Regions from separate parts of the Homo sapiens genome. Here all the other regions are linked to region 1. The links are chromatin contacts, found by Hi-C or POLR2A ChIA-PET in ENCODE. All regions are on one chromosome and are shown on one strand. Each heading gives the region's core, a stretch centred on a gene start or an enhancer-like site at or near the end of the contact. The rest is flanking DNA. Distances are from core to core; before and after follow the strand shown. Region 1 has its middle 110 kb from the start of LINC02554. Region 2 has its middle 46 kb from the start of CPMER. Region 3 has its middle 14 kb from the start of LINC01638.

Region 1 (4,542 bases), core at 1,034-3,533:
TCATTCACATTTTCATTGCGGGATCCCTATGGGCAATGTAAGAGGCAATAGGGAGCCAGTGAATGCTTGTGAGAAGAGGAGGGCTGAGTTTAGTCTGGCTTTGCAAACTTGCTGAATATATGAATGAATGAATGAATGAATGAATGAATGAACAAGGCAAATCTTTTTACTCCAACCCAGTGCTGGGATTCAGACAGGTTACTTGGGGACCTTAGTCCAGACCCCCTTGATCCTACAGAGAAAGGTTCAGGGCCTCAGCTAGGAACACCCTCACTCCCTGACTCTACCTACCCAATGCTGCAGGGCTGGCTGACTCCTTCCCAAGCCCACTAGCACCCCTTCATAGCTGGGCACCTTCACAAGCATCAGTGCTGTCCCTGGGGCCACCAAGAAAGTCAAGGCCTCCTCCCAGAGCTTACTGTCTAGAGCTTTGCCAGCACAAGCTACTAAGCTTCTTTGCCCCATCACTCTGATTGGGGGCAAACTGTGGCCCATTCCATAGATTAGAAATGGTGGGATCAATTCCAGGGCCTATATGGAAGCTTCTAACTCAGACCCATGAGGCTGGGCATCTTCAAAAGAAGAAGCTACACATTACTCATATTTTACAGCTTCTTGCCCACCCCACCTCTATGCCTGGGCAGGACACACCCTGCTGTAAATTGATCCATGTTGGTAATAATAATAATAATAATATGAGCTAGGAAACCAAGCAGTTCTTACCTGCTCCATGCACTTTACATGTATTCCTTCATTTAACCCTTGCAAACTTAGCATAGTGGCTGGCACACAGTAAAAGCTCAATAAATGTTTGCTGAATATATGAATGAATGAATCAATGAACAAGGCGAGTCTCTTTACTCTGGCCCAGTGCTGGGATTCAGACAGACCCGGGCTCAAATTCTTGCACTGCCACTTACCAATCGGTTCCCTTGGTCAAGTCACTTCCCTTCTTGGAGATTTTAGTTTTCCTGTCGATAAAGTAGGCGTGATGATATCTTCCTATCAGGTTGATGTGAGATTTCAATGAAGCTCCGCATACAAAATGCTTGCATGACACCTAGGGTGGCCCAGAGTAGAAACAAAAGGTTTTTGTTATTGCTATTGTTGTGGATGATGTCATTGTCTCCATCTGTCCACTCGGCTTGCAGTTATGGGTCAGGAATTCAGAGACCAGAGGTCACACATTGGTGATCTGGAGACCTTGTCCAGCTCCCAGATGTATTTTGTTTGGCTAATACAGCACTTCATTGATTTTTTTAAAAAAATCTAATTAGTTGCCAATATTTAGAGATGGGGAGATTTCGCGTAAAATACACTTTGGGGTCTCTCTTGGAATTTCAGATGTTTGGACCACATGAGAATTATATTCACCCAGAGCAGCTGGGCTTTGCTAGAGCTGAGAAGAACCCACTCCCTTATTTATTTATTTAGTTATTTATTTATTATTTTTTGAGACAGAGTCTCACTCTGTTACCCAGGCTGGAGTGCAGTGGCATAATCTTGGCTCACTGCAACTTCCACCTCCTGGGTTCAAGCAATTCTCCTGCCTCAGCTTCCAGAGTAGCTGGGATTACTGTCGTGTGACACCACACCCGGCTAATATTTGTATTTTTAGTAGAGATGGGTTTCACTATGTTGCCCAAGCTGGTCTTGAACTCTTGGACTCAAGTGATCCTCCTGCCTTAGCCTCCCAAAGTGCTGAAATTACAGGCACCCGCCCCTTTAGAAAGGGTATGAGCTCCCATTCTGCCCCAGTCCCCGCCGCTCCCTGTTGCCTCACTCTTGGCCAGCTCCATTCATTTACGTAGTTTGCCTACCACTGGAGTATTTTCCATCTGGAAGCCCTGCTCTAGATTTTCTCTTCCATGAGATCCACCAAGAAAGCTCCAAGTCACAGTTAGCCAAATGGAGTTAAACAAGAAGAAGAAAAACACACACCTCACAGTGATGGTGTGGCCACTTCTCCCAATTTCACAGCCTGGGCCCAGAATGGAGTCGGCACATCCCCTTCAAAGCTCCATCATTCTGAGGATGCTGAATGCCACTTTCCCACCCATGCCCACTGGGGAAGCCCACAGAAAGCCCCCTAAATAGCCCTGATCCCTCCAGGAAAGGGGAGGGCACACCGAGAAAATGGCTCCCATCTGACCAGCCTGGGCACAGCTTCTTGACTCTAATTGGGGATGTGGTAATTAGATGATGGCAAAGTACACCCCAGGCTCAGCTTTCAGCCCCAGGTCCCACCAACAGGCCATCCCACTTGGAAAGTTTGCCTGACATTCCTGAGCCGGGCCGCCTTGCCAAAGAAAACTCAAGCGAGGCTTGTCTTGGCATGGACTCAACCCCTAGCCTCAGCAGGAAAACCAAAAACATTTACACAGCTGGGCCTGCGACGCCCGCTTCCCTCAAGAGTTTGTCAGGGCTTGGATGGCTCGGTAGACTCGGGGGGCACTTCTGAAGGGGACTGTGTTCCCGAGCACGGCCAGGCATCGCCAGCCAGACAGAAAACACCACGGCCACCCCCGGGAGGTGGGAAAGAAGACGCAAGAAAACACGCTCTGGGGAGCCGGAGAGGGGCTACCTGGGGACTGGGTTTTCATCTATTCGTTGATCACTGCACGCCTCCCCCCTCCAGCTGCAACCACATCTGCACGGGTCGTCCTGGCCAGCTCACCACCCGACCTGTGCGTGTTGGCCAAAAAACAATCCAAAGAAGCTGCTTATGGCACGCGGAGCGCCTGGGGCCCCATGCTGACAGCTCTAAAGGACCGCCTCTTCACCGCTCTCTCTTTGCACTCAACTTCCCCATCTCTTTTCCTGGCCGCCTTTCCATGGCATTCTCCGAAGCTCTTCACATTCTCTGTCCTGGGGGCACCCCAATGAGGCCCATTTGGCCTCCTGGTTCTGAATGTCAGGGACTATGAACAGGAAGTCCTGGAGCCAGTGGTTCAAAGCCAGGAGCTCAAACACATTGGTGAACACACTGGGGGTTGCCAAATTATCTGCTAAGTCCCTCGTGAATCCCTCTGGTCCCTCCATCCCAGTGGTCCCCACTGCAGTCCAGGCCACCATCGGTGCAGTGGTGACTGCAGCAGCCTCCTCTCAAACCCTCCCACCTCCACTCCTGCCCTCAGAGTCCATTCTCTGAGCTAAGGATAGCACAACCTTTATTATTCTCTCAATTATAAAACATTTAAAAACTACAGCAAAATGCAGAAAATATGACTTTGCATAATTGAATGATTCACTATCAAGCAAATACCCATGTAACCACCAGCCAGCGCAAGAAACAACCTAAAGCACTTTCTCTTTTTTCTTTTTCTTTTTTCTTTTTTTTTTTTTTTTGAGGCGGGGTCTCGCTCTCTTGCCCAGGCTGGAGTGTAGTGGCACGATCTCTGCTCACTGCAAACTCCAGCTCCCAGGTTCAAGCAATTCTCCTGCCTCAGCCTCCCAAGTAGCTGAGATTACAGGCGTCCACCACCATGCCCAGCTAATTTTTGTATTTTTAGTAGGGAAGTGGTTTCACCATGTTGGTCAGGCTGGTCTCAAACTCCTGACCTCAAGTGATCTGCCTGCCTCAGCCTCCCAAAGTGCTGGGATTACAGGCGTGAGCCACCGCGCCCAGCCAGAAGCACTTTCTTGACTCTCTTCGATTCTACTCCCTCCCTCCCCACAATATTTCATGACTATCCTGACTTTTGTGGTCATGATTTCCTTGCGTTTTCTTCAGACCTAAAAACAACATAGTTTAGCCTTGTCTGTTTTGGGGTTTTATGTAAAGGGAATAGTCATAGTAATCATATTATTATTATTTTGTGTCTGGTTTCTTCTTTCCAATATTATACAGTGAGATTTCTCCATGTTATTGCACAGAGCTATAGTCTATTCATTTTCACTGCTGTATAATATTCTTTTGTGTGAACATACCAGAGTTTTAAAATCTGTTTTACTGTTGATGTGGTTTGGGTCATTTCCAGCTGGGAGATGTTGTAAAACTAGAAATAGTCTTAGCCCAAGTACCTGGCACATAGCAGGGTTTACAGTCACAAACAGGTTCCAGAGTCAAGCACAAGTTCAAACAAAGCTGTATTACACAAAACTAAAATGGTTTGTTTTCTTGCAAGACTTGTCAAAGCCTTTAATGCTTTAAGGTGTCAATGTGCATTATGACACTCCACAAGCATCACCTCTGTGCTAGCTAGGCCCAGGTGATGCAAAGGTAAATAAATCTGCCTTAGGGAGTAAGTAGTGTGGATGGAAAGTATTGGCCTTAAAATCTGGTCATGGTTTTTTACCTCTTCCTGACTTGCTGTGCAGCTTGGATAAGTTTCTTGCCATCTCTGGGCTTCTGTCTGCTCATCTGCAAAGTGTAAGTTTAGAAATTGTTACTCCCTAAGAGCTTTCCCCTCTGACATTTCAATACCCATGGACCAGTATTTTAATTGGCCAGAAAGATTCTAGAGGACGGGATGCCTGGATCTTGAGGATTTGGATGAGTTGGGTGTCAGGGGGAGAACAGCATGACAAAATGAGTCTGGA
Region 2 (4,542 bases), core at 1,095-3,594, 250 kb after region 1:
CCCGAACACTAATCTTTATATACACCCTGGCCCACACTCCGCCTGGAATTCCAGTCCATGCTCCTTCTGGAAGCCAGCCGTCACCCCCACGCTTCAGCTCCTCCTTCGCATAATGAATAGCCCAGGAGCCTGCAGGAGAGAGAGCCATGGCCGACCACCACCAGCACTTCCCCCGGGCAAGCCCCATGATGACACCATCCATCACTGCCACCCTCGGTGGCTGTGCGCCCCAGGCCCGGCCAAGGAGGAGAGAAAACACTGCCCACAGCTCAGTGGAGCCCTTAATGATTACGTCAAGTGGCAAGCCATTTATTAGTCTCCTTAGCGGCCAAAAAAAATAAGGCCTGAGAAGCCAGAAAGCACATCAGGGGACTGTGGTTTTATTTTTTATAACCGCTTCAAGCCTCAGACACCAAGGGGAATATGGGTCAGGAAGGGAGGCAAGGCTTGGGGGCTGGGGAAACAGGAGTTCTGAACCAGTCTCTGCAGAGGGACTGTGGGCACAGAGAGTTTGCACGGCCCATCCAAGGTCACACAGCTCCCAGGCCGGCGTCCTCCCTCAGGGTCATGGTGTGCCTTCCACTGCACCTGTGTTAACAGCTCCTGCATTTTACCATCAATTGCTTCGAACCCTTCTCTGGAGATTGGTGAATAACAATTAGACATGAGCAAGCATTGGAAGGGGGTGCAGAATATAGGGGGTTCTGGAATTGGAGTGAGAATACCAGGATATTTCACTTCTCTGAGCTTCAGCTTTCTCCTCTGCAGAATGGGCATGAATCAGGGCCAACTTTACGGCCATGAGATCTCTGCAGTTGCACAGAGCCCGGCGCTCAGAAAGGCTCCAAGCTGGGTTTATGTTTTGCTGTTACCGTCTTGAAATTCTTTGTGTGTGTGTGTGTGTGTGTGTGTGTGTGTGTGTGTGTGTGTGTGGCAGAGTCTTCCTCTGTTGCCCAAGCTAGAGTACAGTGGCGTGATCTCGGCTCACTGCAACTTCTGCCTCGCAGGTTCAAGTGATTCTCCTGCCTCAGCCTCCCAAGTAGCTGGGATTACAGGCATGCGCCACCACACCCAGCTAATTTTTGTATTTTTAGTAGAGACAAGGTTTCGCCATGTTGGCCAGGCTGGTCTTGAACTCCTGACCTCATGTGATCTGCCCACCTCAGCCTCCCAAAGTGCTGGGTTTACAGATGTGAGCCATCATGCCCGGCCACCATCTTGAAATTCTTAATTTCTGCACCTATCTATGTTTTGTAAGTGAAGCCCAGTGGGGCAGTGAAGCATGCAGGTGAGCAGAAGAGACTCACGGAAGAAGGGCAAACATTTCCTATTTTAGTACCTTTACTGTACATTTTTCCTGCCTTTTAAACAAGGAGGACTGCAGTTTTGTTTCACACGGCAGCCTGCAAATTTTGTTGCCACCCTAAGCATGATGATACCTCCTGGGCCAGGCTGGGCACCTCAGAGACTCTCAGAGAGTGGCTGGCCCCACCAGTCAGGGGCTCCATCTCTCCCTTTGTAGGTTCCTCTCCTCCACTGGAACCCGGGACGGTTCTCCTGGATGACACCCCTCCTCTTCCTGCCACATTTAGACAGGTTCCAAGCCCCTCCTTTCCACCTCCTTCTCGTCCCTGCCTCCATTTCTGCTCTAGTTTCATCGCCCCAGTATTGCTCACCTAGAATTCCTGCCTCCTGCCAGAACCTCCCAGCCTTTACCCTGCCCTGCCCCCACCCACTCTCTTTACAAGGCTAAGCCCTGGTTCCCCAAGCTTCCACATGGGGCCACAACACCCCACTCTGGGCTCTAGACATTCCCTACCAACCACTGGCTGGTGGTTCCCATGTTCCACATGTCCTTCATTCCCCATGCCTTCCTAACAGCTCCTGTTTATTGAGCACCTACTGTGTGCCAGGACCCATGCTAAGCATCTTGCATGAATGAACTCATTTCATCCTCATAAGACCCCTATGACATAAACACTGTGAATATCTTCAACTTACAGGTGAGGAAACAGAGGCACAGAGTAGTTGATTCACTTGCTCTAAGTCACACAGCAAGTGCCAGAGAGGGCTTGGATCCCAGCAGACTGGTACCCACACCCTTAACCATCACAGAACTTCTCCTCTGTACCTTTGTCCAAGTCAGTGCTTTCTCTAGGTATGTTCTTCCCTGATGGACTTAGTCCACTCTTCAGAGTCCAGAAATATTTGCCAAGTCAGTGAGTGACCAGATGATTTTGTCCCTCGCTTGCTGTGCAGCTTTGAGTGGGTCACTTCCCCTCTCTGGGCTTCCATTTCCTCTTGCATCCAAAGAGAGTGAGCTGAGACCCACTCAGTAGGCAAAGTGAGGCCTCAGACCCACTGGGATTGGCTGCAGCTGCTGTGAGACAGTGAGACAGAGGGAGCCGCCCCATGGGGCCCAGGTTATATCTGGGCCATGACTAAGCGTGCCCAGCCCTAGACCATCTGTCTGTCCACATCCGTCACTGTGAGGAGGGGCCAGGGGGCCACGTCCCTTAGCTCCAGACCCACATGACACCTCCTCTCAAAAGGGCAGAGCCCGGCCTGGAGCTGGGTGGCACATGATGCCTACTCCTCCTGCACTCAACCGCCTCACCCCTGCACTGCAGGACTCACACCCTTCCTTCCTGGGCAGAAACAGCCCAGAGGAGCCTGGGCTGATCCCAGCGCACCCTCGGCCATGACCTTGGGAAAATCCTCTGTGCAGCCAGCAAGCAGATAGCCATTGTCCCACTAATCCGAATAACCGATGCCAGGCTCTGTGCAGATCATCTCCTTGAACTTGCCCATCCCCTCCTCCAGGCAGTCTGCCCAGATAGCTGCTGCCTCAGGCTGATTTAGGGACCTTCTATGGGCTCCTCCACGGCCTGTGCACGTGAGGGGAGTCCTCATATTAGATCCGTTTTACAGAGGGGCAAACTGAGACATGGAGAGGATCAGGACTAGCCCAAGATCACACAGCCCCAGGTGGTAGCCGCCTGGCCCCAGAGGCTGTGGGTTTAAATCATTGAGCATTCCTGCCTACCTGTGCCAGGCACCGAGGGGCATGGGGACAGTAGTGACCAAGGGCAAACTCAACGCCCACCCTGGTGAGGCTTCCATGAGCAAGTGCATACATTCAAGGGACCACCTGTCATTCTTGCTTGCCACATCAAAGGGCGCAGCCTGGGATCCCAGCCTCGTTCTGCCCCACCCCCTCAATGCTTGGCAAACACCCGACTGCATCACTCCTTCCAAGGTCAAGCTGTGTGGACCTTGGGCAAGTCACTTGACCTCTCTGGGCTGTCTTTTTCTTAGTCATCAATATGCCTTGCAAGTCAAATCAACCATATGACTTACTTGGCTGGAACCTCCAAACTATCCATAGAGGTTGACAGATGATCCCCATCATCCAAATGAGGAAACTGAGGCTCAGAGAGGAGGGAGCTGCTTGCCCAAAGTCAGGAAGTGCCTTAAGGGGATGGCAGAGGATGTGGGTGTCCACGGGGGCATAGGTGCTTCCTGCCCAGAGCCAGGGGGTTGGGATCAGCCAGGAGGTGATGGTAACCCCTCCCCTTCCCCAGCCTGCTTCTTTCTGCCCCTTCCCCACCTTCCCCCTTCCCCCTTCCCCCTCCTGAGGTCTCCAAACAAAGCTGCCTTTATCTGGACTGTAGCTGCATTCCTCAGTGACACATGAGGACAAAGGCGGGGGCCACCGGCAGCGACAGGAAAGCCCTACCGCCCCAAGCCAGTTTACAGCCTTCCCACGCCCCGCCCCCACCCGCAGGGCCTCCCCGGGGCCTCCAGGCCTGGCCCGGGGGAGCTCTGGGAGGAAGTTTTCCCCAGGACCCTGCCTCTCTTGCCCCACCGGAGCCTGGCTGTTTGTCCTGGGGAGGAGGCTGAGCTTCTGCAGCCTGGATCCAACCCCAGCTCCGCCCTGGGCCCCATACACACTGCGGGGCCTAGGTGAGTCTCTGAATCTCCAGGCCTCTGCTTCCTGGTCTGTAAAACAGGAGTGGATTTCCGGAGGGGCTTAGTGAGATCATGCAGGAGGCAGCTGGGCACATCGAGAAGGCCACCATGATTGTTGATGGTGGTAGTCTTATTGGTTTTCCATTTCCAGCCATTTTTGAGCCCCTTTCAGTTCCTGAGAGTGCTGCTGTCACCCCAGAGGATTGCACATGCTGTTCCCTCTGCCGGGAACACTTACCATCCCTTGCTTCCTCCCCTGGCTAACTCCTGCAGGTGTCTTCCTAAACATCCCCTCCTCCAGGCAGCCTGCCCAGATAGCTGCTGCCTCGAGCTGATTTAGGACCTTCTATGGGCTCCTCCATGGCCTGTGCATCTCCATCACACAATATCTTGAGTGAACACTGCCTGGGGATCACAGACAGTGACCAGGAGAGATGGGGAGGAGAAACAAAGGAAGTGGGGCTGGGCACCTACTGTGTGCCAGACCTGTGCTAAGCATTTCTCTCTCATCCAGGGTGTTGGGAACCCTCCCAACAACCCTCCAAAGCCAGCTTTATCATTCCATTTAAA
Region 3 (4,542 bases), core at 1,028-3,527, 180 kb before region 1:
TAATTAGCATAAGGGTACCCCTAAAGGATCGTAGGGAAAAAAAAATCACTGTTTTAGTTTTAGCCCAGCAGAATTCACCAACACGCTCTCCTATAGGGATCAAGAAACTCACTTCTCTTTGGAAACAATGACATTAACAGAGAAGGTATACTAAATGCCCTCTGTCATTCTTGATCTTATTTAATCCTTGAAGCAACTCTATGATGGGGGTTCCGTTATTAGCCATGTTTTACAGATGAATAAACTGAGGCCCAGAGAAGGGAGGCAATGTGCCCAATTCTTCCTTTTGTAAACGACACCTCAGGGCTGGAACGTGGGTCTCCAGGCTCCCAGCCCCAGGAACATTCTTAGAGCGGGAGGTGTCTCTGAAATGCCTCACGCAGTGTCTCCTTGGCTCGGGAAGATCTTTGTTCTGGGAATGTGTGCTGAAAAATAATAGAACAGGGCGTTTCTTTCCCCCCTTTATCGAGGCCCTCAGTGTTCTCCGGAGAGAACTAAGTGATCAGGAAAAGGTTACTCTGCAGCAGGGCCCCCTCGCTGCCGTAGGTCTAATAAAACAAAACCCCAGCCAAATTAGGGGCATATTTCATCTAATGGGAGGAAATATATGTGGCATTTCTGCCTAGCGGTTGACCGGCCGCATTTATGCGCAGAGAGAGGGTTCAATACATCACAGGACGGTTAAGCGCCGCTTAAGTGGCCTCTCGGGCGGTGGGGGGGACGAGAAGAAAAATCTCAGGCCCTGGTCCCTGTCTTCTTGCATTTCCACTGCCTCACTCTGGCTCCAGCACTTCTAAGGAGTATCTCGAGGTTTGGGCTCAGCAGAAAGACCCCGGGCAATTCCAAGACCTGGATTAGTTCCCCACTGAGCTGCTTACTAGTTCTGTGCCTTTGCATGGGCCACAGCTCTGCTCTGAGCCTCAGCTTCCTCATCTGTGAATGAAGAGGTTGAGGATGAGTGTCTTCAAACTGCACTCAGCAAGGATGTAGAATTTGAGGGGAGAGGGCTGATTTCTAAGACCACCTTGGGGAGCAAATAATACCTAAGAGTGGAAGCCTGTAATCTTCCATCCACTAGAATCCTGCTGCTTGTGTCTGTATAACTCAGGGGTGTCCAAACTACTTGAACTCACACCGTAAAAAATACAAACATATGCACAGATACATACAAACATACATATATAAACAAATACACATGCTTATAAATTGTGACCATGCACTACTGTATTCATAGATTAAGTACCATATAAAACAGACACAAAGATGAAATTTTTAAAGGAAAAGTTAACTATATCCAGAAGTTCTATTAATATTTTTTTTCTGAGATGAAGTTTTACTCTTGTTGCCCAGGCTGGAGTGCAATGGTGGGATCTCAGCTCATTGCAACCTCCGCCTCCTGGGTTCAAGCAATTCTCCTGCCTCAGCCTCCCGAGTAGCTGGGACTACAGGCACCTGCCACCACGCCCGGCTAATTTTTGTATTTTTAGTAGAGACGGGGTTTCACCATGTTGGGCAGGCTGGTCTCGAACTCCTGACCTCAGATGATCTGCACGCCTTGGCCTCCTAAAGTGTTGGGATTACAGGTGTGAGCCACTGCTCCCGGCCAAGTTCTATTAAAATTCTAACACCACCTCCCACCCCTGGGACACTCAATCTCCTTTATCCTCCTCTACTGGTTTCTTTCCCATAGAACTATCACCTTCCAACATGTCATATAGCTTGTTATTTATAACTTTTGCATTCCATGGGGCCATGAAATCAGGCTGGAGGGAAGGGAAGACCAAGTACTGAACCTCTACAACTGGAGGTTCCTCCTCTTAACCCGTGTACTTCCCCAGAAGCGGGTCTCAAACAAGTTCCTGTAAAACTGGGAAACCAATTTGAGTGCATTAAGAGAATGTGCCGGGAGCCATTTGGGGAATAATCTGGAGACATTAACTCAGAAGTAGATTCTGTCCAGAGCTGTATACGGGTAATTGCATTGATCTTACAAAAGGAGCTCTAGAGCTCTGGAGTATATATTTAACGAGACACAGAATGTGCTAGCCAGACCTATTAGGTGCAGTCACATCCACTGTCTTACTTAATCCTCACGGCTACTCGAGGAAGTGGGTCCTGTTAATATTCCCATTTTAGAGAGGAGAAAACTGAGGCAAGTCACTAAGCCCAGCAGTCTGAATTCAAACCCATACCTGTCTGACTCCATGCCATTTCCCTGTTGCAACATCTCTCAGCTGACACACGCCAGACCCAGTGGCTGTGTTGGGAGCTGGCAGGGTCTGTGTGTGTGGGAGGCTGACATGTTATAGTCTGGGCTCCTGGGCTTGGGCGTTGGCTGGGGTCCAGGCTCTGTGTCAGCTGCAGCTGGAGGAGGAAGGGCCCACTGATTTAGGGCCCATCTGGATGGACAGCCGACAGGAACCGGGCTGCTCCAGACGCTTGGGGAGGGTGATAAGCATGGCCCCTGGGTGCCCCTGCATTCCTGGCCAGTGATGCTTCAGGGTAGGCGGCTGCGTGGAATGCCTCAGTAGGTTTTCCTCTCCCCACAGCCCTCCTTGCTGTCTGTGGCCTCCCAAGGACCCCAGGAATCAGCAGTGACCCTTTGCTCCAGAGAGCTCTGACCTCACGCCACCCAGGCTACAAAGGCTAAGGACCCAGAGGATGGGCTTGGGGGTGGGGGAGCTGCTCATCAGAGACAACCTGAGCTTGGGGATGTGGCCTCCTGCCGGAATATGGAACAACATCTCCGCACCCCTGCAGGAGACATTTCCTAGCCATGTTCTGCTTATTTCATGAAAGACAGGGCCACTCCCAACTTTATGCTGCTCTCTACGCTGCACAAAGTCTTTCTCAAACCCTTATCTGACTATATCCCTTCTGTGCCTACAGCCTTCCACGGCTCCCTGCTGCCCTCAAGTTAAGTCCAAACCCTTTTCTCCTTTTGGCTGGAAGATCTGGCCCCTGTTGACCTCCATGCCTCCTTCCTCTATGACCTTCCAACCCCCACTCCTTTCAGGACCCCCTCCCCCATGATCTTCAGTACTATAAAACCTCATTCTGGTCCTCCAACACTCCTGTGGTCTGTCCACCACTAGTCTTTTGCATGTGCTGATCCTACCACCTCCAATCCTGTTTCCTCTCACCTTCTTCTGATTAAGTCCCACCTATCCTCCGAGAAGTCTACGAGGCCCACATCCCACCCTCTGCTGGCTCTGGGGCCTCCTGGGGGCTTCCCTCAGCAGCCCTGATCACTCTGCGTCGAACTGTCAGTTTCCTCATCCATCTCCCCACTAGGCTGGGGGGAGGGGCATGGGACAGCGATGGTGCCTGCCTGCTTCTTCACTATTTCACCCTCAGTGCCTAGCATAGGGCCTGGCACACAGCGGGTGTCCAATAAATACCCTGTGGTTGGCAATGGGTAGCACAGACCTCATCTGTGGTGACAACTCCAGTTTGTAGCGCACCCCTGCCCCAGCGATAGAAGCAGCAGTAGCCATAGTAATCATCACTTATAGTGAGCTCTGGGGTGTGCTGGCATTTTTCTAAGCACTTTAAATAGTCACTACTTTCATTTCCACCCTATGAGGCAAGTACTATTATTAGTCCCAGTTTACAGATGAGGAAAGTAAAGCCCAGAGAGGTTAAGCGACTTGTCTAAGGTCACACAGCTGTCAAAATGCAGATACAGGCAGGCAGATTCCAGAGCCCCTGCTATCACCACTCACAACAAGACCAAGGAGCTGGGACAAGCTCTTGGTAATGAAAAAACATGACACTGAGGCTAGACTGCAATGAACAAGCTAAGTATCAGGAAGCAGGCAGGGAATCTAACTCTGTGCCCAGCTTGGGTGGCTGCCAGAACATTAGGCTGGAGTGTGATTACTGATCACCAGCCACTGCCCCAGGCTGTGAGATCCCCCAGGGTCTACCTGCCCTGTGAGTGCTTAGCTTATGGCCTGGGCACACTGGAGGAAGCTTGACTCCATCCTCAGTGGGAAAGCCGCATGGATAACAGGTAAAAGGTTGGACTCTGGTTCAAACTCCAGCTTTGCCACCAACTGGCTATCTTTATCCGTTTTGTGCTGCTACAATGAAATACCCAAGACTGGGTAATTTATTAAGAAAAGAAATATATTTCTCACACTTCTGGAGTCTGGGAAGTCCAGTAGCAAGGTGCCAGTATCTGGTGAGGGCCTTCATGCTGCATCATCCCACGGCAGAAGGTGGACGGGTAAGAAAAGGTGAGACAGAAAAAGGGTTGAACTCATACTTTTTAAATCAAGTGCCCACACCCATGATAATTCCCATCACTCCTGTGATGTGATAACAACATTAATTCGTTCATGAGGATTGAGTCCTCATGGCCTAGTCACCTCTTAATTGTCCCACCTCTTACCACTGTCACAATGGCAACTAAATTTCAACTTGAGTTTTGGAGAGGACATTCAAACCATAGCACTGGCTGCGTGACCTTGAGCAAGTTACTTAACCTCTCTGAGCCCTCAGAGTCTTCCATTGTCAATGGGGATACTAAAAGTGTCC

The links. Hi-C counts contacts between places; a loop is a spot of excess contacts on that map. ChIA-PET counts read pairs that join two places held with the same protein, here RNA polymerase II (POLR2A). Pooled maps may share reads with other maps.
Region 2: a map of chondrocyte shows a loop between it and region 1 (2.2-fold over the local background). The contact joins two enhancer-like sites. A Hi-C loop is called at or near these places in 3 of 168 maps with a recorded cell type or tissue (HCT116, PC-9 and chondrocyte) and 2 of 50 pooled maps. POLR2A ChIA-PET finds 5 or more read pairs at or near these places in 4 of 52 experiments (H1, PC-9 and WTC11).
Region 3: a loop to region 1 is called in a map of endothelial cell of umbilical vein, with 22 times the contacts of the local background. The contact joins two enhancer-like sites. A Hi-C loop is called at or near these places in 3 of 168 maps with a recorded cell type or tissue (cardiac septum, endothelial cell of umbilical vein and heart right ventricle) and 2 of 50 pooled maps. POLR2A ChIA-PET finds 5 or more read pairs at or near these places in 1 of 52 experiments (endothelial cell of umbilical vein).

What each region holds. Positions count from the first base shown.
Region 1 is chr22:27,418,553-27,423,094 of GRCh38, forward strand. No RefSeq gene overlaps it. Among named protein-coding and RNA genes, the nearest start is that of LINC02554, 110 kb to the left of the region's middle. Within about 2 kb of position 2,284, at least 18 of the 41 ENCODE cell types and tissues checked have a DNase peak (open chromatin) inside an H3K27ac peak, as active enhancers do; they include endothelial cell of umbilical vein, where a contact is called at or near this core.
Region 2 is chr22:27,667,112-27,671,653 of GRCh38, forward strand. No RefSeq gene overlaps it. Among named protein-coding and RNA genes, the nearest start is that of CPMER, 46 kb to the right of the region's middle. RefSeq lists enhancers at 345-844, 2,221-2,515, 2,321-2,615. Within about 2 kb of position 2,345, at least 17 of the 41 ENCODE cell types and tissues checked have a DNase peak (open chromatin) inside an H3K27ac peak, as active enhancers do.
Region 3 is chr22:27,236,879-27,241,420 of GRCh38, forward strand. No RefSeq gene overlaps it. Among named protein-coding and RNA genes, the nearest start is that of LINC01638, 14 kb to the left of the region's middle. Within about 2 kb of position 2,278, at least 7 of the 41 ENCODE cell types and tissues checked have a DNase peak (open chromatin) inside an H3K27ac peak, as active enhancers do; they include endothelial cell of umbilical vein, where a contact is called at or near this core.